3 separate regions of the Homo sapiens genome follow, and regions 2 and 3 are each linked to region 1. A link is a loop called in an ENCODE intact Hi-C map of the cell type or tissue named here. Cell type or tissue: Calu3. All regions are shown on one strand.

The links. A loop is a pair of places that touch in the nucleus more often than their neighbours do. Peaks named below come from ENCODE experiments on the same cell type or tissue, not always from the same donor. Only the 100,000 strongest peaks of a DNase experiment are listed, where the experiment ranks them.
Region 2: it touches region 1 in a loop (2.3-fold over the local background); 2 of 110 quality-filtered maps call a loop at or near these places.
Region 3: a loop joins it to region 1, with 2.7 times the contacts of the local background. A loop is called at or near these places in 6 of 110 quality-filtered maps.

What each region holds. Positions count from the first base shown.
Region 1 is chr1:181,186,094-181,194,093 of GRCh38, forward strand. No RefSeq gene overlaps it. Among named protein-coding and RNA genes, the nearest start is that of LINC01732, 16 kb to the left of the region's middle. In Calu3, a CTCF peak has its summit at 3,950 (motif pointing right); a DNase peak (open chromatin) is centred at 3,958.
Region 2 is chr1:181,246,652-181,254,651 of GRCh38, forward strand. No RefSeq gene overlaps it. Among named protein-coding and RNA genes, the nearest start is that of LINC01699, 14 kb to the left of the region's middle. In Calu3, no CTCF peak of the experiment used is centred here; a DNase peak (open chromatin) is centred at 4,580.
Region 3 is chr1:181,321,085-181,329,084 of GRCh38, forward strand. It overlaps a transcript of CACNA1E not described here. Among named protein-coding and RNA genes, the nearest start is that of LINC01699, 89 kb to the left of the region's middle. In Calu3, no CTCF peak of the experiment used is centred here; a DNase peak (open chromatin) is centred at 4,087.

The DNA of each region.
Region 1 (8,000 bases):
CATGTGTCATGGTGGTTTGCTGCACCCATCAACCCATCATCTACATTAGGTATTTCTCCTAATCTATCTCTCCCCTTGCCCCCTACCCCCCGACAGGCCCTGGTGTGTAACGTTCCCCTCCCTGTGTCCACGTGTTCTCATTGTTCAACTCCCATGTATGAGTGAGAACATGTGGTGTTTGGTTTCCTGTTCCTCTGTTAGTTTGCTGAGAATGATGGTTTCCAGCTTCATCCATGTCCCTGCAAAGGACATGAACTCATTCTTTTTTATGGCTGCATAGTATTTCATGGTATATATATGCCACATTTTCTTTAACCCAGTCTATCATTGATGGGCATTTGGGTTGGTTCCAAGTCTTTGCTATTGTGAATAGTGCTGCAGTAAACATACGTGTGCATGTGTCTTTATATAGTAGAATGATTTATAATCCTTTGGGAATATACCTAGTAATGGGATTGCTGGTTCAAATGGTATTTCTGACTCTAGATCCTTGAGGAATCGCCACACTGTCTTCCACAATCGAACTAATTTACACTCCCACCAACAGTGTAAAAGTGTTCCTATTTCTCCACATCCTCTCCAGCATCTGTTTTTTCCTGACTTTTTAATGATTGCCATTCTAACTGGTGTGAGATGGTGTCTCATTGTGGTTTTGATTTGCATTTCTCTAATGACCAGTGATGATGAGCTTTTTTTCATGTTTGTTGGCTGCATAAATGTCTTCTTTTGAGAAGTGTCTGTTCATATCCTTTGCCCACTTTTTGATGGGGTTGTTTGTTTTTTCCTTGAAAATTTGTTTAAGTTCCTTGTAGATTCTGGATATTAGCCCTTTGTCAGATGGATAGATTGCAAAAGTTTTCTCCCATTCTGTAGGCTGCCTGTTCACTCTGATGATAGTTACTTTTGCTGTGCAGAAGCTCTTTAGTTTAATTAGATCCCATTTGTCAATTTTGCCTCCAAATTTCTATGGAATCCTATGTGTCTTTCAAGGCCAGTGTTAAACTCTGCTGTCTCTGTGAAGCCTTTCCCAACTCCCTGATGAAATCATATTCTAGCTCTTCCCTCCTCCCTCAGCACTGCGCTAGCCTCCCTGTTGAGCTGGAGGGTGATGGCTCCTTATCAAAGCTATTGGCAGTACTGAGGTGCTAAGCCATGTGTAAGGGCTAGGGCATCCAGGCAGACCTAGACTCTAGCAACCACTGCCTGCAAAGTCCCAAAGGGAGCCCTAGAGGAAGAACAGAGGAGGAAGCAGAATCACCTTTACTCGTAGCTGGGCTTGGACCATAAACCCCATGCAGTGAACTGGGGTTAGCTGGGCTGAGTATGGGGGCCTTCCTCTCCCCAAATCTCTGCTCTTCTTGTTCTCTGGCCAGCCACATGGAAGGACAAGGACAATGCCTCAGCCTGGGCCAGTGAAGTGCATCTGCTGGGTGAACAGAGAACCTCTGCAGCTACGTCCTCAGCTTATCTTTTATGCATAGTGACTACACCCACTTCAAATATGTCAATGTCCTGAAATCTGACCAACCAGATGAGTGCTCTTCTTCCTTGGGTCAGAATGAAAGGCGAGGTGAGGGAGTCTTGAGATCTTCTCATCCTGCCTTTGAAATCCCCCAATACCCAGCACAGTGCTGAAGCCAGAGTAAGAGCAACAGGGAATTGTTGAATTAATTTGAAGTCAATACTGCTACCATGAGACTGGGTCTGCCCCTCACCTCAGAATCCAGGACGTGGAACTTCTAAACAGGGTGAGAATTGACATCAGAGTGCTGTCCACTTGGCTGCTAGGCATCTCATCCCTCTGCCTGCCTCTGTGCGAGTGCACTTAGACAGTGGAGCTCAGTAAAATCCAACAACCCACGGGGCCTGGAGAACTCAGAGGAGATGTCTGTCAAAGCTCACTCCCAGAGATTCTGGCACTCTGGAGGACCACAGAGGAAACAGATATTGTGTGGCACCATGTGATGTAAGGGGGAAGAAAAGCCTGAGAAACAGAACAAACTGGGGAAAAAACACGGTGAAGCAGAAGTACACAGGCTGTGATGGTGTATGTGACCCTCTCTACTTAGAAGGAAGACAGTAAGAGAGGGGGAAGGGAGGAGGAGGAGGCTGCTAGGATCTGCATAGGACCCTGCATGTCAAAAAGGACTTTTGGGGCTGGGTGAGGTGGCTCACGCCTGTAATCCCAGCACTTTGGAAGGCTGAGGTGGGCAGATCACGAGGTCAAGAGATCGAGACCATCCTGGCCAACATGGCGAAACCCCGTTTCTACAAAAAATAAAAAATTTGCCTGGCGTGGTGGCATGCACCTGTAGTCCCAGCTACTTGAGAGGCTGAGGCAGGAGAATGGTGTGAACCCGGGAGGCGGAGGTTGCAGTGAGCTGAGATCGCGCCACTGCACTCCAGCCTGGCTACAGAGTGAGACTCCATCTCAAAATAAATAAATAAATAAATAAATAAATAAATAAATAAAAAAAATAAAAAGGACTTTGAGGAGATGTGTTAATCAAAGGAGCTGAAATCCCTCATTCGGGTCTGCCCTGCCAGGTGCTGGGCCCCTGCTCAGCTTGCCCCAATCCTCTCTCCTGAAGCAGGTGGTCTCGCTTTCCCCGCAGCTGCTACCCATGGTACCCAGTCAGTGAGGGAATGCTGTTTGGCTCGCTGCTCTGTTTCGGGGGTAGAGGTTGGGTCAGGGGTGCCTCTCTCCCTCACTCTGGGGTCAATTCTCATCCTGCCTTGAGATTCCAGGTCTGAACTCTGAAATGGGGGACAGCTTCATTCTTATGATACTGGGCCAATAGTCAGGGGCCTGGGTTCCACTGCTGTGGCTATCAGAATGGGGTCTGCAGGTGGATTTGTTCTTGTACAAGGAATAGCCCTGTACAAGTGGGCAGGTGGAGGTGTTCATGCGCACTCTGAATAGATGCTGGTGGCTGTTGGGATGTCCTAGGTCACTGTGAGGTTCTGTGATTGTGCTTTTGAAGTAGATCAAGTAGGATCCTAGTTAACTTTTGGCTTTTCCTTTGTCCTCCAAATGTCTTTGGGGATGGTAATGTCTGTTCTACTGGTTTCCTGAAGAGTGAGCTGCCTTCTAAATTTTATATAGTAAAATCCTTAAGATCATTTAAATTTCCCATATGGAACTTCGTATTTTTGGATCTCAACTGCATGCTCCTTTCTTTCCCCTCCAAACAAAAGTCTCCTGTTTGAGTTTTTAATGTCAGAACTTGAGGGGCTTACTCTTTAAGTAAGTGTATTTGTAATTTCTTGTATTCACCTGGTTACTAAAGCTATCACAGATCAGAAACTTGGAATACCATGGTTTTTGGTCTTCAAAATGCTTTCGTCAGCATTATTTCGTGCAAGCCTCACCTCCCCCACCTCCGGAAAGGAGGTTGGGTAGATTTTTTATTTTTATCATCATTTTTCCACAGATGGGAACATCGAGGCACAGATGGGCTGGGGCACACGTAGAGTCAGGGCATAGCTGGGATTAGAACCTGGAGTCTCCGCCAAATGCTATTCCCCAGAGACCTCAGCCAGGGAGCGAGGCGCTTCTCCAACGTCAGGGTGTAGAGTCCCGTCTTTGTCTTCTCATCAGCCCAGAGCTGTGGCGCTGTGGGTGTAATGCGCTTGGCACAGGGAAGCCAGGGATTCCAGGAGCAGGAACCTCAGACTCATGCCAGAGATTGTCCTACAGGAGGGGTCACCTGGGGCCGGGGATATCTAACCCACAGAGAGAAAAGGGCCCCTGCAGGCTCTGCGCACCGGCGCCCGTGCAGCCCTCCCCACGGATCACTGTTCCTGGACTGAATGAATTGCTCTATGACCTACAGACTAGCAGTCCCTTCGGTGTTACGCCCTTCCTTCCACCTTCTCTCCCTTTTGTCACCCCGGGTGCCCTCTGGGCCTCCAGGCTCTTGTAGGCCGCCTCCGCCGCCGATTCCGCAGATGGCCACTGGGTGGCGCCCGCGGCGTGCGGGCCGGGCCTTGGCGCTGACTGGGGCGGTGCGTCCAGCCTGCAGCTTCCCGGACCCCCAGCCCGCAGCGGGGCTGCTGGGGCCCCTTCCGCGAGCCTGGGGGCCTGGCGGAGCTGGACGAGGCTCAGGGTCACTTACAGAGAGACAGAGGTGGGTGGGTGGGGACGCTGGAGGTGGGACGGGGTGTGGGGAAGGGGAGGACGCTCGGAGCTCTGACAAGGCGGTGGTTCTTTTCCCCAGGGAAACCCTTTCGGGGTGGAACGGGCTGAACCGTTACCTTGGAAGAGCAGAGGAGAAAACGGTCTCTGCCCACAGAGTGATCTGGGGAGTGGAGGGTTGGGGGGCGGGGGTATCTTCCTTATCTGTTTAGCACATATAGCGCTTACTGCGTGCCAGGTACTTTACAAATGTTAACTCATTTAATTCTCAGGACAACCCCACAGACCCCGTTTTACAGCGGAGGACGCAGAGGCACAGGTTACCTAGTAAGTAGCAGAACCTGGACTCTACCCCAGGTAGCCCAGCTCTCCTGCTGCCTCCCCTCCCTCCTCATAGGGTGGGTAGGAGATGCGGGAGGGAGGCAGGTGTACACCCTCAGCGTTTATGGCCTCCTGCTTCATTCACTACCTCATTCATTCACTCAACAAATCTTGGTGCGGGGCTTCCTGCTGCCCAGGTGTGGTGCTTGCACTACCGTGGTTAGTGAAGCCAGCCACAGTCCTTGTCCTTGTGGACCTGGTGGGGGAGACAGAGATTACTCAACTAATCACACTAACCACGTTCTCCAGATGAGCGTTCTAGAGAAATGAACGCGCTCTCCCTCGCAGCCGCCTCTTCCTCTTGGTCCACTCTATCCCTCCCATCCCAGGCCCACTGGCTTACCTGGCCCAGATGTGTCTGCTGAGATTCTAGCTCAGAGCTGAAGGGTGGACGGTGACTTGACTTTGTTGCACAGCCCTTGGGGACTCCCAAGGCGGACCACATCCATTGTCTTTTTTGGTCTTGTCCAGGGCAAGCTGCTGTGAGTCTCTTGGGGAGGCAGACTTTTTAGAAGGAGTGGGTGGTTCAAATCAGAGAATGTTCTAGGGGAGACTGGAGGGAGTCTTTAGTTTCAAACTGGAATCTGAATCCAGGCTGTCACCTGCTTTGTAGTGTTTGCTGATTTCTGTGACCCATCTGTTGGTAGGTTTCAAGCCACCAGTGAGATACCACAGAGCAAACAGCTGGGAAGAGAGGCCCAGAAGTGACTCTCACCAGGCTGTGTGGTGCTCCCGCACTCCGCCGGCAGTGTCTCTCCCTAGTTGTATGACCTGAGGCAAGTGATTTCACCAATGTAACCTCACTTTCTTCACCTGTAAAATGGGCCAACACCACCTCTCCCAGGCTGTTCGTGTGAGGATTAAATGACTTAGTGTTGTCTCCCACTTAACTACAATTAATTACATTTAATCCTTAGAATGGCCTTACGCATTCTAATTATTTGATTTTATGTCAGTTTTTTCCAATGAACTGCGAACTCCTTGAAGGCAGGGACTATGTCACATTTATCTTTGTATCCCCAGTGTCTAGTACAGAGCTTGGCACATAGTAGGTACTCAATAAGTGTGTCCCTTTCAAACCCAAAGCTATAGTCCTGTGCGAGTGAAACATGTGGTCCACCCTTCAGCCTGGGCCTTCTCTGTGAGCCTGGGGAGGGTGGACCTGTGGACCCTTGCACGGATCCTTCCCAAGGAGCCTGCATGGCTGGTTGAGATTTCAGCTTTTCAAAGTCCTTCCTGGGAACCATGTGCCGTCTGAGGGCTGGCTGTTGGAGGATCACCCTGAGCACATCCCCTGGGCACCTGGAGCCCCCTGCCCTGGCTGTATATCTGTAGAGGACAGTTTAGGGGTGGGGTCTGTATCACAGACATGAGCAGGTCCCTGGCTCCTCCCAGCTTCTCAAAATTTCTGGAACAGGGTGTAGGGAACACCAAGATAATGATGTCATCACCCAAACCTAAAACATATGCCTATACATGGGAAAGGAGCCACCCTGGTCCTCTCTCCATGAAACATAGAATCCATCCTCGGTCCTGCCAGCCCTAGCTCGGATGCGGCTTGAAAACCTCCCTGTGAGCTTCCACTGGTGAGATGGGCTGTCCTCACATCTTCTGTGTTCCCTGACACCTCAGCTGCTGCCACAGGCCCCAGCTTGGCACTACACCCTGCCACCACGAGTTGTACTCCCTTGCACCCCTGCTTCCCTTCCTGTTATCCAGCCACTCCTCTGTCTCTAGGGCTGTGTCCCTGAGTAAGGGGCTACATGGCCTGGTGAGCAGAGAAAAGAGCTGCAGGGAGGCTGTCAGCTCTCTGCAGGAGGCTGCAGTAACCATGCTCTTTCTTACTTTCCACGCTATTTGCTTCTCACCACCCGCGCTAGCTCCTCCCCACAACATCTGCTCGGTGGAGGATGCACATGCTGTTCTCCAGGGTGGGCCTGGAGCATCTCACATCTCCAAGCCCTACAGGTTTCTTCTCCCAAGCAGCCCATTCCCCTCTCCCTCATTCATCAGGATACTGGCCAGGTGTCTTTAACACCTCTTGTCCTCTGTACACTGTATCCCATTAGTCTATAAGTCCTATTGTGCCCACCCTCACTGTTGATTGATTGTGTGCTCTTCTCTCTGTACCCATCACCACTGATTTCCCTGGTCAATTCTCACCTGGATGATTGCTGTGAATTCTTTTTTTTTTTTTTTTTTTTTTTTTTTTTTGAGATGGAGTCTCGCTCTGTCACACAGGCTAGAGTGCAGTGGGGCGATCTCGTTTCACTGGAACCTCTGCCTCCTGGATTCCATATTGCTGTGAGTTCCTAATGGGGTCCTCCTGTCTTTAGTCCTTCCACAGGCTCTACATTTAAGTATGTTCTCCAATGTAAATCATTCGTTTATTCTTTACTTCCATCAATAAACGTGCCAGGTACTGTTCCAGGCACGAGGGAGATGGCTGTGAGCAAGACAGGATCTCCAGTGTCCATGGGGCAACCTCTGTCCATAGCGTTCTGGGGGTTTCCAGAACCATGGGGCTAAGGCACACATCCCTCGGTTGGCATTTGGAGCATGTCAGTGTCAGTCCTGGACTCTTTTTGCAGCCCCTTGTTTTCCATCACCTGCCTGTGAGCTCAGCTCTGGCCTTGCTGACCACTCTGCCTTCTCTAAACACACGATGCAATGTCTTAGGTCTGGAGTGCCCTTCTTTACCTTTCCATCCACTCCCTGGCCTCCAGCTCCAATGCATCCTGCACGGTGCCTTGCACATGGCTGGTGCTCCCTAACAAGCATTGACTCAAATGGGATTGATGGACTGGGAAAACCAAAGGAGGCCCTCTGTTTGCAAAACTGAGCTAAGAGTCTCCTGATCTAACCACCTGAGGTCCTGGGAGTCGCCTCTTCATTGTCTTTGTCCAAGCTTTAATCAAAGTAGGATTCTGTTTACCTCCCTAGAAATTGTGTTGGTATGTCCTATATAAGTGTTTGCTGTTACTGTTGCTAGAAGCTGACTCTGCTATATCCTTAAAACTTCTTGAAGAACTTAATGTCCTTGTGATATGGTTTGGCTCTGTGTCCCCACCCAAATCTCATCTTGTAGCTCCCATAATTCCCATGTGTTGTGGGAGGTACTGGGTGGGAGATGATCGAATCACAGGATAGGTCTTTCCCATGCTGTTCTTGTGATAGTGAATGGGTCTCATGAGATCTGATGGTTTTAAACACAGGAGTTTCTCTGCACAAGCTCTCTTTTTGCCTGCTGCCATTCACGTAAGATGTGACTTGTTCCTCCTTTGTTTCCACCATGATTGTGAGGCTTCCCCACTCACGTGGAACTGTGAGTTCTCCATTGAACCTCTTTCCTTTGTAAATTGCTCAGTCTTGGGTATGTCTTTATCAGCAGTGTGAAAACAGACTAATAGAGTAAGTTGGTACCAGTAGAGTGGGGTGCTGCTGAAAAGATATCCAAAAATGTGGAAATGACTTTGGAATT
Region 2 (8,000 bases), 61 kb after region 1:
TGTTTATCAAGACAATACGTACCGCTGAACATAGACCCTTATTATTAGTTTTGCTTTTTGCCCTTTGCCTTGTGATCTTTGTTGGACCCTTACCAGTAGTTCTGCTTTTGCCCTTTGTCCTGTTCCCTCAGAAGCATGTGATCTTTGTTAGACCCTTACTAGTATTTCTGCTTTTTGCCCTTTGAAGTGTGTGATCTTTGTACCTACTCCCTGTTCTTACATCCCCTCTGTTTTTGAAACCCTTAATAAAAACTTGCTGGTCTGAGACTCAGGTGGGCATCATGGTCCTACTGATATGTGATGTCACCCCCGGTGGCCCAGCTGTAAAATTCCTCTCTTTATACTGTCTCTCTTTATTTCTCAGCTGGCTGACACTTACGGAAAATAGAAAGAACCTACATTGAAATATTGGGGGCGGGTTCCCCCAGTATCTGGCATGCCAACGTGGTTTTCTTTTTCCTAAGTGCATGTGGGAACCTGATTCCTTTTGGTAGGTGCGGAGAAACTTTCATCGGTCCGGTCCACAGAAACGCTTGTTCAGCTCCCTGACGATTGGTGAGTTGTCTGTGTATTGTCCAGGGTAACTATGGGTCATGTGGAGTCTAAACATTATGCTTATCTCTGCTATATTAAACTCCTGTTAAAACAGGGAGGAGTTCGGGTACCCATGGAAAATATTGTCACCCTATCCAGGGTGGTGGAAGAACACTGTCCTTGGTTTCCTGAAAAGGGAATGTTAAATGTGGAACTATGGGATCATGTTGGTGGAAAATTCCGGGAACTGGTCCTGACAGAAAATTATGTTCCCGTCACTGTTTGGGTGATTGGGCCTTGGTACATGCCATTCTAATGACATACCAATCCTGTGACCCCCTGCAGTTACCACAGTTTTCTGAATCTGGCAACCCTCTACCTCTTCCTCAGTTTCCCTCTCCCACTCAGCCTTCGTTATCTGCTCAGCCTCTCCGTTTGCCTACTCCTCACCCACCTGAAGATATTGAAGATTCAATATCTAACTCCGGTGACTTTGGCTTAACATCACCCCCTGATGATCTTATTTCTTTTCACGAGAAGCCAGTACTTGTAGCTCCCATGGCCCTGACTTGGACAGCCTGGGACCATATCTATGCTAACTCTTCCCTCTCCAAACCTTTGCAGCCTTTGCCTCCGGAGCCATCTGATGGCTCCGGGACCAGACTACAATTTACCTGTAATTCTGCAGGCCCTCCCCCGTCCACCACAGCCCCTCACCCTCCTGTTATTTCGGTCCCTCAACTGGTCACTTTGCCATTCACTCAACCTGCTTCTCTGTACCCTTCCTCATGCAGGGACACCCCTGTCATTCTGGTTGCACAGGATTGGGACAATAATCACCAGTATGCTTCTGCCTCTTCTGCTCCTCCAGTGCCCCTTTCTCATGCTCTCATACTGGTCTGACCTCCTCAACCTCAGTTTCCCTTATCTACACATACTTTTTCTGTCACTTCTATGCTGATTCCATCTCATGTGCCTGTTCTTGAAACTTCCATGCAACGCTTATTATACTAGAACAAAGAAACAAGTGGATTAGAGGCATGGGCTTATCCAGTTGTGCTGGAACCTCCCAATGCTCAAGGGGTATAAGTGCATCGATATCCGCTGCTCAATCTTACCTTTTTAAAAGAATTCAAGGATGCTTGTACTCAGTATGGTCCTACTTCTCCATATGTTAAAATGGTATTACAGACCCTTTGTACTGAGTTCATTTTGCTTCCTTGAGACTGGGACCTTTTGGCAAAAGCTGTTCTAACTCCATCTCAGCATTTACAATTCTGTATCTGGTGATCAGAGGAGGCCCGTCTGCAGGCTCAGCTAAATTGGGCTTATGGCATTCCAATTACTCAGGCTCAGCTCACAGGCTCTGATAATTACTCTCACACTACCGCCCAATTAGGCTTTGATGCTCTCACCATGGAACAAGTAACAAAGGTGTGTATGAGAGCTTGGGATAGATTAAGTGCCCTGGGCCAAGCTCCTGTTTCTTTTACTACTGTTAAACAGGGTCACAATGAATTATATCTTGATTTTATGGGTAAATTACAAGATGCTGTTGAAAAATCTGTCTCTGATGAGTGCACTCAAGGTATTCTCCTTCGTATGTTAGCTTTTAAGATCACAGTTCATACTGGTCTCATTAATTCTGATTCCTCTGTTGAGATTAAACTTATGGTGTCTGCAAGGTTCCTGTTTCCATTCTGGCTGGTGAGTCAATTGCTCAATCACTTTTACTACCTAATATTGTTTTAAACAAAGGAGATAAGACACAGGGCCCTGGGATGGGCTCCAGCAGTGAAAAAGCTGCTTATTGGATTAATGTAATTTCTAAACAATGGCCCACCTGCACCATACACATTCAAGGAAAAAAGTTTGAGGGCATAATAGATACTGGGGCTGATGTTTCTATTATTTCCTCTAATTTATGGCTTCCTCCTGGCTTAAACATCCCACTAACGTGGGACTAGTAGGTGTTGGAAAAGCTGATGAAGTTCACCAGAGCACATTTATCTTGCCTTGCACTGGCCCTGATGGTCAAAAGGGTACAATTCAGCCTTATATCACACCAATCCCCATTAATCTTTGGGGTAGAGATTTGCCGGCACAAAGGTGGGCTGAAATTAATATTCCACATCACTCTTACAGTGCTCCCAGTCAGCATATAATGGAAAACATGGGGTTTGTTCCCAGACTTGGTCTCAGTCCAAGACATGAAGGAATTACTAAAGCTCTTCAAGTTACTGTAAAAGAAGACAGGGCTGGTTTAGGTTATCCTTTTCAATGACGGCCACTGCTTGCCTCCTAATCCTGTTCCCCTACAATGGAAATCTGAAGCACCTGTCTGGATTGAGCAGCGGCCACTCTCTAAAGAAAAACTGGAGGCTTTAACTCAATTGGTTTCTGAACAGTTACAACTTGGAAATGTGGAATCTTCTCTTTCCCCCTGGAATTCTCCTGTGTTTCTAGTAACAAAGAAATCAGGCAAGTGGAGGATGGTAACTGATTTAAGGGCCATTAATGCTGTAATTAAACCTATGGGTGCCATCCAACCTGGCGTGCCTGCCCCTGCTTTAATACCTAAGAATTGGCCTCTCATAGTTATTGATCTTAAAGACTCCCTACCATCTGCCAGCTTTATGTTGGACAGGTGCTTTCTCCAGTTCGAGCTCAATTTCCCCAGGCCTATATGCTTCATTATATTGATGATATATTAATTGCTGCCCCCACTGATAAATAATTAATTGACTGTTATCAATTTTTGAGTCACCGTGTTACAGAGGCTGGTTTACACATCACTCAGGATAAAATTCAACAGACCACTCCTGTTCAATATTTAGGAATGGTGGTCAATAAAGAATGTATTCAACCTCAAAAGGTTCAGATTAGGAGAGATTCTTTAAAAACCTTAAATGATTTCCAAAAACTTTTGGGTAACATTAATTATTTAAGATCTACTTTAGGCATTCCAACATATGCGCTGTCTAACTTGTTTTCTACATTGTGTGGAAATTCCAATCTCCACAGTCCCAGGACTTTGACCCCTGAGACTTCACTGGAACTGGAATTCATGGAGGAAAGAATCCACACTGCCCAGTTGTCTAGGGTACAGCCATCTCAGCCTTTTCAGCTTCTGGTTTTCACTTCATTGCACTCCCCTACTGGGCTAATAGTTCAACATAATGATTTAGTGGAACGGTGTTTTTTTCCTCATTCTGTGTCAAAAACTTTATCTGTTTGTCTGGACCAAATGGCCACCCTAATTGGACAAGCTCGGTGTAGAATACTTAAAATTTCTGGATTTGATCCGAATTTAATTGTGGTTCCTTTAAATCAGCTCAAAGTTCAGGCTGCTTTTCAACATTCCATACTGTGGCAAATTCACTTGGCTGATTTTATCAGTGTTATTGACAATCGTTATCCAAAAAACAAATTGTTTGATTTTATAAAAATGACTTCTTGGGTGGTCCCTCGATTGACCAAAGATCAGCCTATTCCTGAGGCCGTTACAGTGTTCACGGAGAGCTCCAGTAATGGAAATGCTGGTTATGTGGGTCCTACAGACAAGCTTATTTCTAACCCTTATACCTCTGCTCAGAAGGCAGGGTTAATTGCTGTAATTACTGCCTTACAGGATTTCCCCAAACCTTTAAATATTGTCTCTGATTCTGCTTATGTTGTACATGCCACTAAAAATATAGAAACTGCTACTATCAAACATGTTAATAATTCCGAATTGGCTTCTTTATTTTCAAGGTTACAACAGGTGGTTCACCAATGTAGACACCATTTCTATATTACACGTATTAGATCTCATACCACTTTACCGGGACCCATGTCTGCTAGTAACCATAAGGCCGACTGTTTGGTCTCTTTTGCTATCCAAGAGGCTCACGAGTTCCATAATCTCACTCATGTCAATGCTGCTGGATTAAAAGATAAATTTGCTCTCACCTGGAAGGAGGCTAAGCTTATTGTCCACTGCTGTCTTCAGTGCCAAGTTTTTGTACTTCCAAATCAGGAACATGGCATTAATCCCAGAGGCCTAACTCCTAATGATTTATGGCAGATGGATGTGACTCATGTTAGCTCTTTTGGCAGACTTTCATATGTACATGTTTCTGTGGATACCTTTTCAGGTTTTATTTGGGCTCCTTGCAAAACAGGGGAAGGCACACCCCATGTTAAAAAGACATCTGTATTCTTGCTTTGCAGTTATGGGGCTTCCATATCAGATAAAGACAGACAACACCCCTGGATATATTAGTAAGGCTTTTGATTTATTTATGCAACAATGGGGAATTTCCCATATTATCAGAATCCCTTACAATCCTAAGGGACAGGCTGTGGTGGAATGGGCCAATCGCACTTTAAAAACTCAGTTGTCCAAACAGTCTGAGCAACAAAACCATAATTTAACCACTCCCCAATCCCAATTACATTTAGCATTGTTACTTTAAACTTTCTAAATGTTCCTAAAGACAATACTCTGACCGCAGCTGAAAGCCATTACACAGGCAAAAAATTCTCCCTAAACGAAGGCAAGCCAGTGTTATGGAAAAACTCCCAAACCAATACCTGGGAACCTGGAACAATTATAACATGGGGAAGAGGTTATGTTTACGTTTCACCAGGAGATCATCAATCCCCTGTCTGGGTGCCCACTAAGAGGCTGAAACTTCATGTGAATACTAACAATGAAAACCACAGGGAAGAGACATCTGCATCAGAGACCGCCCTCATACCTGGTGAGATCTGTGCCGACTCCTCAGAAACTGGCATGCCAAATCAAGAGAGTCTGATTCAATCCTCCCTAATGGCAACGGAGACCCCTCTAACTAATCCCACTTCTCCTAATTGCCTTTCTTTTTCTCCCTACGAACCTAAAAATCTTACCATTTCTATTAGCTTAAAAATAACATCCCCTTGTTCTCTTCCTCCTTCAGCACTGGATCTCACTTACAATAGGTTTTATTTAATAATTCTCCTCCTTATACTTTCTGTCTCACCAGTTTGCCCTCATACTGATTTACCTGCTAAACAAAATTATTCTTATTGGGCTTATGTGCCTTTTCCTCCACTTATTTGACCTCTCCCCTGGATGGATGCTCCTGCAGAAATCTATACTAACGATAGTGTGTGGATGCCTGGAGCTACAGATGACTGTTTCCCCACTCAACCAGAAGAAAACACTGCATTTAATGTTACTATGGGTTATAAATACCCTCCTCTGTGCCTTGGACATGCACCTGGTTGGATCCATCTAGAAACTCAAGTCTGGGCTGCTTATCTTCTGGAGAGATTAGCTACAGGGGAACAGGGACATTTGGTCTCTGGCCTCTCCCTTTCTCCTTTAAGACAAATGAAAAGGGGAGTAATAGGAGATACCCCATACTTTCAATATAAACCTGTAGGAAAACCATGTCCTAAAAATTTTGAGGGCCCATCTAAAACTTAAATTTGGGAAGCTTGTGTTAACTCACATGCAGTACTATTAAAAAATGACTCATATGGTTTAGTAATAGACTGGGCACCAAAGGGCTATTTAAAAAACAATTGCTCCTCTGGTGGGAGGGAATGCCTGGAGTCTACTTATTTTATTTCTTATTGGGAGGACAAGGATCATCATCCTACTTTGCATAGGAGGTTCAGCTCATTCTTTCCCTTAAAATGGGAAGATAAGGGCATTACTCCCCTGAGGCCTCATATTATATTTCCCATTCTGAGCCCAGAACACCCAGAACTTTGGAAACTGGCTATTGCCATGTCTGGACTGCGAGTATGGGATGGGGAAACTTTTCTGTCTGTTGTCCCCACTACCACCCCTTGCATCCGTGATTCTGAACCCCGTGATAAATCTCCTTTGAACGCTTTTCCTCTTTTTGATGCTGATCCTCCTTTATGGGACTCCAATTGGCATTATGATAATTCTTCTTGACTGATAATTCTGATAATTCTCTATGATAATTCTTTTTGACTTAACTCTACCTCTTTGGCATCCCCGGGCACCTCGGATTGCTTCTTTACAGTGGAGAACATTGGGCGTTGCCACCACCGCTCCTCTCCCTCAGTATCAATGTAGATTCAAACATTCTGCTTTGTTTACCTCCAGCCTGAATATTCCTATACAGAGTTGTGTTAAGCCTCCTTACATGCTGTTAGTGGGAAATTTCAAAATTTGGACAAACAATCAAACTGTCCAATGCATTAATTGTCATTTACACACTTGTGTTAATTCCCGTTTTGACTTCAGGAAAAGTGTAATGTTGATTCGAGCTCGAGAAGGAATCTGGATACTGGTAACTTTACCCAGACCTTGGGAATCTTTCCCCTCAGTATGTTTAATTAATGAAATATTACAATGAATTCTCAGAAGATCTAAGAGATTTGTTTTCACTTTAATGACTGTGACCATGGGCCTAATTACAGTCACTGCACTGGCCACCACTGCTGGAGTGGCATTACACCAATCTATTCAAATGACTCATTTTGTTAATGATTGGCAAGCCAATTCCACCCAAATGTGGAATTCTCAACAGGGCAGTGATCAAAAATTAGCTAATCAAATTAATGATTTAAGACATTCTGTTATTTGGCTTGGAGATCGGCGAATGAGTCTTGAATATCACATGCAAATGCAGTGTGACTGGAATACTTCTGATTTCTGTGTCACACCATATTCCTACAACAAGACTGATCATTCATGGGAAATGGTCAAAGGACACCTTCTGGGTAGGGAAGATAATTTATCCTTGGACATAACTAAATTAAAGAAACAAATTTTTGAAGCCTCTCAAGCTCATTTACCCATTGTGCCTGGAGCTGATGCGTTAGATCAGGTGGCAGAAAGTCTTTCTGGACTAAACCCCACGACTTGGATTAAGTCTGTTGGGGGCTCCACTGTAGTACATTTTGGAATCATGTTTCTCTGTTTAATCGGCTTGTTTTTAGTGTGCCAGACCAGTCAAAGAATCTTGCATCAAAACCGAGAGAACGAAGAAGTCTTCATCGCCATGGCACATTTATATAAAAATAAAGGGAGAGGTGTCGTGGGAAGTCAGGGACCCCGAATGGAGGGACCGGCTGGGGCCGCGGTAGACAAACGTAAGTTGTGAAGATTTCATGGACATTTATCAGTTCCCAAATAATACTTTTATAATTTCTTATGCCTGTCTTTAATCTCTTAATCCTGTTATCTTTGTAAGCTGAGGATGTACATCACCTCAGGACCACTGTGCTAATTGTGTTAACTGTACAAATTGTAAAACATGTGTGTTTGAACAATATAAAATCAGTGCACCTTGAAAAAGAACAGAATAACAGCAATTTTTAGGGAACAAGGGAAGACAACCATAAGGTCTGACTGCCTATGGGGTCGGGCAAAAAGAGCCATATTTTTCTTCTTGCAGAGAGCCTACAAATGGACGTGCAAGTAGGGAAGATATTGCTAAATTCTTTTCCTAGCAATG
Region 3 (8,000 bases), 130 kb after region 1:
GGCTCTTTCTAACAACCAGATCTTGTGGCAATTAATAGAAAGAGAATGCATTCATTACCTCGAGGACGGTGCCAAGCCATTCATGAGGGATCAGCCCCCATGACCCAAACACCTCTCACTAGGTCCCCAACTCCAACACTGGGGGTCACATTTCAGCATGAGATTTGGAAGGGATGAACAACCAAACTTTGTGTGTCTTCCACTTTTTGCCTGGCAACCTAGATCTCACCACAGGGATCTCACCTCTGGATCCCAGTCCAGTGAGCTCATGAATCCTACCTGGGGTGGTGGAATTGTCTAATGGAAAGGCAGAGCGCATGTCACCATCTGATTTTCAGGGTTTGTCTGCACCTTAGTTATTGATGCCTGCTTCTCTCAGGATCATAGTCAGGTGAATCCAGTTGTCTCAGAGACTGACCATGGCCTAGATTGGAAAAGGCCTTCTCACTCCTTGGCTTCCCCAGAAATAGTTCTGTAGACTAGTAGGGGAACCAGACCATCACTAGTTGATAGTGTGTTGGTTGGGTCCCTCAGATCCTCTCTATCATAAAGGCAAAAATAGAGGCTCATGTAGATAATTCTAGGCATTGTCATTCCCACTTACCCTGCAGCACAATAATTTACCAGACCAAGAACAGCATGGCTGGGGGGAAAGGAGGCAGGACGGAGATTGGGTCAGGATAGGGTAGTTAAAGAGTACTGCGTGGGAGACTTCATTTCTACCCAACTCAGCCTCTCTAAGAAGCCATGTGACCTTGTGCAAATCGGTAACCTAGTTGGGCCTCATTTAACTTGTCTGAAAATGAAGGTTGGGATATTTTCTAGCTTCAGCAGTCCCACAATTCAGGGTGGCTTTCTGCTCTGTGCTCTGTAAATCTGAGGCAGAACCACGCCTTTTCTCTTCCCTTCTACTGGGGGAGGGTAGGCGGGGCAGATGGGGCTTATGGACAGGAGTTAGATGGAGGGCCATGGAAGAAACCTTCTGGGTGGAGCAGCGACTGCCCTTGGTCTCCTATAGGCAGGCCTCAGCCCAGTTCTGGTCTGGAAAAATTGGGTAGCTCAGCTGGTCAGGGATGAGTAGATGAGATGCTGGCATATATTACTTTGCATTCCCAACAAGTGAGGGAGAATTGGGAAAAGCAGGAAATACAATAGTATACTAACAACCATCTACAATATGCCCTGAATGATTATCTGAGCAGTGGGGGAAGAGGGTGGGGGTGAGAGATAGGACAAAGGGAGAAGGAGAGACATGGTCTTTGTCCTCCTGGTGCTGACAGTGTGGGGAGAGCCTGGAACTAGGCCATTGGACCAAGTATACATGTTACAAACTATAAAGCCATTCAGAACCAAAAAGCCCCTTGCAAAACCATTTTTACAAACAGTTGTAACAAATAGTTAGAGTTGTTTATGTGCAAATAAAGTACCTTCCTGGCAGAAGCGAAGATGTGTGGTACCTTTCTCATTGTAACCTGGAAAACTGGTGTTATGAATGTCATCCTCATCCCTGACATGAGGATTCAAGAAGGTTCTATTGTCTGCAATACATGCATGGACTTGGGGGTAACTGCACTGAATGAGGTTATAGAATGGGGCTCCTCCAAGGAAAGGCCTTCCCGTTTATGTTCATGTGTTATTGCTGTGGCAGATTCAGTCTCTGAATCACAGGGCCTTTGTAACTATGTGGATGACAGTTGAAAAATAAAATTTCCTCCATAAACACTAGTCTGGGCTTGGGGTGAAGAGAGAGTGCTCTAGATTCTCAGTACAGGATTGGTAGTGACAGCAGCAGCTGAATGGGGCTGAGGGAGGGCACAGCCCCTGGGAGCACCAGGATGAAGGTGTGATGCTGTCTTGGGCACAACTGCGTATGGCACGGGAGTGCATCCGTCCCTGTGAGTTTTCATATAATTTCTAACCTGGGTAAAAAAATCTAGGGCTGCACCGATGGCCACACCTCTTATTGATGAAAATATCACTGTAGTTGCAAAAATGCAACTTGGTATCAAAGTAGTTCTCTGTGCCTTGCTGTCTTGCAGAGAGTATCTGTGTGTATGCCTCTCTTAAGTGCCTTTTGGGGTTCCTTCCCCTTTCTCATGAACCAAATGTGTACATGTGCTTTTTCCAGAAGGAATGAGAAAATAAAGATGCATGGTTCTTTCTCTTAAGTGATTGGTTTCTAGCTCTAAGTCCAGTACTTTAATAAAGTATTTCTTTTATCAAATTATATATTCTCTGACGCTGGCATAGTGGATCTGGTCTTGTTCCAATCCATACTAGCTATATGACCACAAGAAAAGCACTTAAACCTGCTGGGTCTCCACTTATTAATACACAGGCACAGAACTGTCTTTCAGAGAAGGGGAACTGGAGCCAATGGCCACTTGAGGCCCCTTCCCATGTTAGGATCATTGACTGTCATATGATTCTGTCTCCCTTCCCTTCTCTCTCTTCTTCTATTATCTTTCTCCCTCTCTTACCCTTTACTAGTCATACAATAGGATTTTTTTGTTTGCTATATTTACTGAATAGGAATTTTATTCTTTGTTCTTAATTTAAAAAGCTGTGAGGAACATTTTATATTTCTGCTTCTGAAAAGAAGGTAAATTGAGTTACTCTTGACTTATTTAGTCCTTGATTGATGTTTTCTTGAAAGTAATGATCCTAAATACAAAAAAGTTCCACCCTTTCCTTAGTGAGGGATTCATAATGACAGGTAAACACACATCCAACTTCCGCCTTCTTTTTTTGTTGGATCTCAGACTCTGGGTTAATGAGCTATTCGGTGCTGAAGTCTGAGAGTCCTAGGTTCATCCAGGCAAGGAAAGCCAGCCTTCCAACCTCAGAACCTGAGCCCTGGTCCAGAGCAGCTCCCATGATGACTGGAGAGGAAGGAGCCTGGGCTTGGGGGGCAAAGCCCCTTATGTGAGCTCAGTTCTGTCACTGGGTGAAAAATCACTTAAGTTCTCCCTGCTTTCCCTTTCCTTTCTTCTACTCACCTTTCCCCTCTTCCCTCTTTCTGAAAATGTGTCCTGAGGTCCTGTTCTGGGCCAGGCACTGACTAGGATACTGGGAATAGAGCAATGAACGAGACAGCCAGATATCATACTGTTGTGGAATTTATATTATATTGTAGGAAGAGAGAAACCATACATAGATAAGTAGATTTAGAAAAAAAATCAGACCGTAATGAATGGCATTTGGAGAATTAATAGAGGGTGATGTGGCAGTAACAGGGTCACACTTTAGATAGCAACATCAGGGAAGGCTTCTGAGGAGGTGATATTTAAGCCGAAGATCAGAATGATAAAAATGAAATAGGATCTATATCACAGATTCTCTATGGCTATTATGAGGAATAAGTTAAATTGTATGCAGAAGTGTTTGAGACTATGAAATGAATGCAGCACATTTTATATCTCATTGAGCAAAATTCTCTGAGGTTGAGCATTGTGATTAATTAATATTTGCAGTTTCAGTACCTAGCATAGTACTGAATGTAGGATGAATTAAATTATAAATGTAAATCGGGAGTTCAAAGGAAATGTTTAAGAAATAAATTAGATGATGCCTAGGACAGGCCTTTGTGGAAGGAAGATCCTGTTCCTTCCACTGTTGCCACTACTGGGCTTTCCTGGAGGTTTGCATCCATGAAGCCCCGGGAGAGTGGAGGTTCCCTGGGTTTACAGGGTACAGAGGGATGGAGAGGGACAGGCAATACTGAGGGAGTAGTGTTCTTGAGTAAGTTCCAGGTTGCTCTTCTTGCTTTTCAGGGTCTTCTTAACCCAGAGCGGACAGAGGTTAGCTTAGCAGGAATTGGGAAGAGACGTCCAGGCCTCCTTCCATCTCCTGCATCTGGGAGGGTGGCTGTTCTTCCCATGCTGCACAGGATGCAGACTTCATAGCCTTTGCCTTCCTCCAGTGCTGCCACAGCTCTCTCTTCTCTCCAGCCCATCGTGCTCAGAGGGGCTCTCAGTCCACTCTGCGGACTGCTGACTGAGACTTTGCAGACCTGCTCCCCTTCTCCCTGCTACCTGCCTGCCGGAAGAGTTGAGTCAACACAGCCCACCTCCTGCACCCAGAGCTGTGAGTCACAGTTGTTCAAACACGGAGGTGTGAATCACTCAACTTCTAGCCTTTGAGACATCTTGTGTGACAGCTGAGGGAGAAGGCTGTGTGTGTGTCCCTGCCCCTCACTTCCCTTTGGGTTTATCATGCTTCCTGCCCTTAGACCCTAGAGCTCAGACCTCACGGCCCTTCCCCAGGGCCACAAGACCAGTCTGGGGGTACATGGAGTGTTTATTCACTCACATGGGAGGGGTCCTTAGGAAGAACATCCTGTCCCAAGGTGTGGTTCCCGGACCAGCCACATAGCACCCTCGAGAACTTCTTAGGCATTCAAATTCTCATGCCCAGTCCCAGACATCCTGGATCAGAAACTCTAGGGGCGGGGCCAAGCCCTCCAGGGGAGTCTCATGCACGTTAGTTTGGGAACCCCTGTTAGAAGGATAACTGAGTGTGGAGCATCCAGCATGTGCCAGAAACTAGTTTTTTATTTTTATTTATTTATTTATTTATTTTTAAATTTTTATTTTTATTTTATTGAATTATTTTTGGTGTGTCTAGGCCAAGGAAATAGGAGATCGTGGGTGGGGAAACAGACTGAGGGAATCAGAAGCACCACTGTCCATCCGGAATTAAATCCACATCCCAGCATCTTCTGCAAATATTTCACTAATTATTTCCTCTCGGAACTCCTCCCTTCCTGTTCCTTCCTCTGGTGAGGCCGGCGCTCCCCTCCCAGGCCGCAGGGGACAGACAGGGATTGGGTTCTGTGTGCCTGCCACACCAGGCAGGCTCTTGCGGCTCCCAACTAGACGGCCTTGCACTCCGCGTGCACTGGCCACACATCCTCGCCTCCTCCACCCGCTCCGCCGCCGGTTTCCTTGGAAGTTAAATCTTGGAGGATTTGTCCACACCCAGGCCGCTGCCAATCCCAGCTCCTTCCCCAGCGCCTCATTTCCGATTTTTTCATATGCTAAGTCGTTTAACAACTCCCCAGAAACTAGTTATATTGTATGTACAGCTTTTTGAGGTACAGGAATTGTCATTCTTGTTTTATAGATGAGCAGAAAGGCCTGCAGAACCCGAGATCATAGTAGGTGGTAGATCCTGAGTTTGAATCCAGTCTTGACTTCGAAACCAGAATTATTGTGAGGTTTGGACCCCTAATTAAAATGCAAATATTTCTGACGATATCTGTTACTAATCAGTAACATCTTGGTGCTCTTAGTGCTAATTCCTGTCCTGGCCATTCACAATAGACTGCTGAGAGGAGAGCGGAACAGCCCTGAGAAGGAGGCCTGGATACCTTATGGTGTCTCATGGGTGCTCCCACTGCTTGGCAGTTTCTCCTGTGGTTAGCTCTGGCTGAGTTCCTCCTCCAGATGGGACTGAGTGACTGATCCTTAAACACAGGTGCTTCCCAGTCCACCCTGGCCCTTTCAGCTATTTATGGTCCACACATCCCTCCCTTTGCCTTGGCCACCGCTCGTATGCTGGTGACTTCCAAATTTCTGTTCTAACCTAGGATTCTCTTTTGAGTTTGAGATTTCTCTCCAACTGAATACTAGATGTTTATACTTCAGCACATCATAGTGTCTCAAACTCACCTTGTCTAAAACCTAACCCATCTTCATTTCCCAAATCTTGTCCTCCTCTCACATGGCCTCTTTCAGCAAATGGTACCGCCCTCCGTCCTGTTGCCCGAGACAGAAATCTGGGAGTCATTTGTGACTCTTGTTCCTCCCTTTTGCCCTGACGTTCATCACCTGACCTGCCCTCACCCACCCCACGTGGGCCTGGCTCTCAGTTGCTCATCCTGATTCCTCAATCCCTTTGGGCTGTCCTGGGTTCTTCTCCTTTGCACTCCCTTGGCATCCCATGCTTACCTCTGACACTGTGCTCCTTAGGTAGTGTTGTAACCGTCAGCCTCTCCTAGGCTGAGATCCTTGATGGCGAGGATTGTGTCTTTTATCTATGTGTCTCCAATGCTTTGCCCTTAGGTGACTGATAAGTTTACTGAATATATAAACAAGTAAAGATGCTACTCTGGAACCTTTGGCAAATCCTGATTCTCCTTCCCTTTGTTGCAGTACAATCTCCCCTATGATGGGGTCATTGTGCTCGCCAACTATGACTTTGACAAGATCCTTAACACTTGACTTTGAAGTGACAGTGAGTACCCACCAACTCCTCTCAGAGAAAGCAGGGAGTTGACGGAAGGCAGTAATACTACGGAGTGTGTATGTGGTATATATATATCTGTGTAGAAAGTGTTGCCATGAAGCTGAAGTGGAAGAATCCAGGCAGATTTCATATTCCTGCCAACTTTATATCCAACAATTTGTAATTTATAGAAAATCAAAGAAGAGTTTTCTCTGATCTCCCCAACCCCCATCTTTCCCCCCAGGGTGAAGACTGTATTTCAGTTATCACTGTATACCCACAGCTCCTCAATATATTGTCTAGAACACAGTTAAGTGCTAAATAAATGTTCAGAAAGAGCTTTGGCTAATGGCAAGAACTCTAGGAAAGGTTCTGGGTTGGGAGAATGAGGGCAGGACCTACAAATCCATGATCAGACCAGCTGAGTCCCATGGCTTTGAATATCATCTTTATGCCCCACACTCCTGTAGCAGTTAGCTTTTGCTGCATAATAAATCACCTCCGATCTCAGAGGCCTAAAACAACAGTTAGCATTTCTCACAATTCTGTGGGTTGGCTGGTGGTTCCTTTGTCCTAGGCTGGCCTGGCTGGAGTTGGATGGTCTGGTTTGGCCTCACTGACATCTATGGGTCATCAGCTGAGGCAGGGGCAGGGGGACAGCTGGGATGCTGGAGCCTCTCTCTTCACGATTTCACGTCCTCAGAGAGGCCAGCCCAGGTGTCTTCACATAGTTGCAGAAGGTTTCAGAAGCAAGTGTCTTTGTTTGAGCTGCTGTAACACAACACTGTAGGCTGGGTGGCTCTTAAATAGCAGAAATTTGATGTTCACAGTTCTGGAGGCTGGGAAGTCTGATATCAAGGTGCTGGCAGATTTAGTCGTGGTAAGGGCCTGTTTCCTGGTTCATAGGTGGTGCCTTCTCGCTGTGTCCTCACATGGTGGAAAGGTAAGGAGCTCTCTGGGGCCTCTTTTGTAAGGGCACTAATCCCATTCATGAGGTCTCCACCCTCATGACCTAATCACCTCCTAAAGGCCCCACCTTCTAATACCATTACAATGGTGAATAGCTTTCCACATATGAATTTGGGGAGGATACAAACATTCAGACAATAGCAAGGAGAGAGGGCAAGCCCCAGTGAGCAAGCCTTTTTCAGTTCTCTGCTTGTGTCACATTTCCTACTGTTCCATTGCCTAAAGCAAGTCACATGGCCAAGCTAGATTCAGTATAGGAAGTGACTACCCAAGGCGTGGATATAGGAAAATGTGAACAAATTGGGATTTGTGTTAGCCTGGGTCCTCTGAGAAGTAGCCACCAAGATGGGGTGAAATGTACATGGATTTTTATTAGGAGAAAAGTGATGAGAGTAATGGGGAAGGAGTTGGGAAAGGCTAGAAAAGCCATCAGACCACCATGCAAGTCTAACCCTGAGTGACAGATTGAGGGAAGGTAAGTTGAGTTCAAGGGTCCCTGCCTGCTGTGCAATCTGAGGATTGCAAGGCTTTTGGGAGGCCCTCACGCCAAAGTTGGCTATCAAGGGAGTCCTGTGACTCCTAGAGGTCTGCTAGGCACATTCTCACAGCCACCATAGTGTCATTACTCAAAGAATTTATCACAACTCCCAAATTTATACTTCCAGCTCAGACCTCTCTCCTAAGCTCTAGACCTCTATAGTCAATGGCTTTCTTAATCTTTCCACTGGGTGGTCTCAGAGGCATCTCACAGTGAACTCTTAATCTCTGCCTCCAAATCTGTTTTTCCTCCAGCTTTCTTTGTC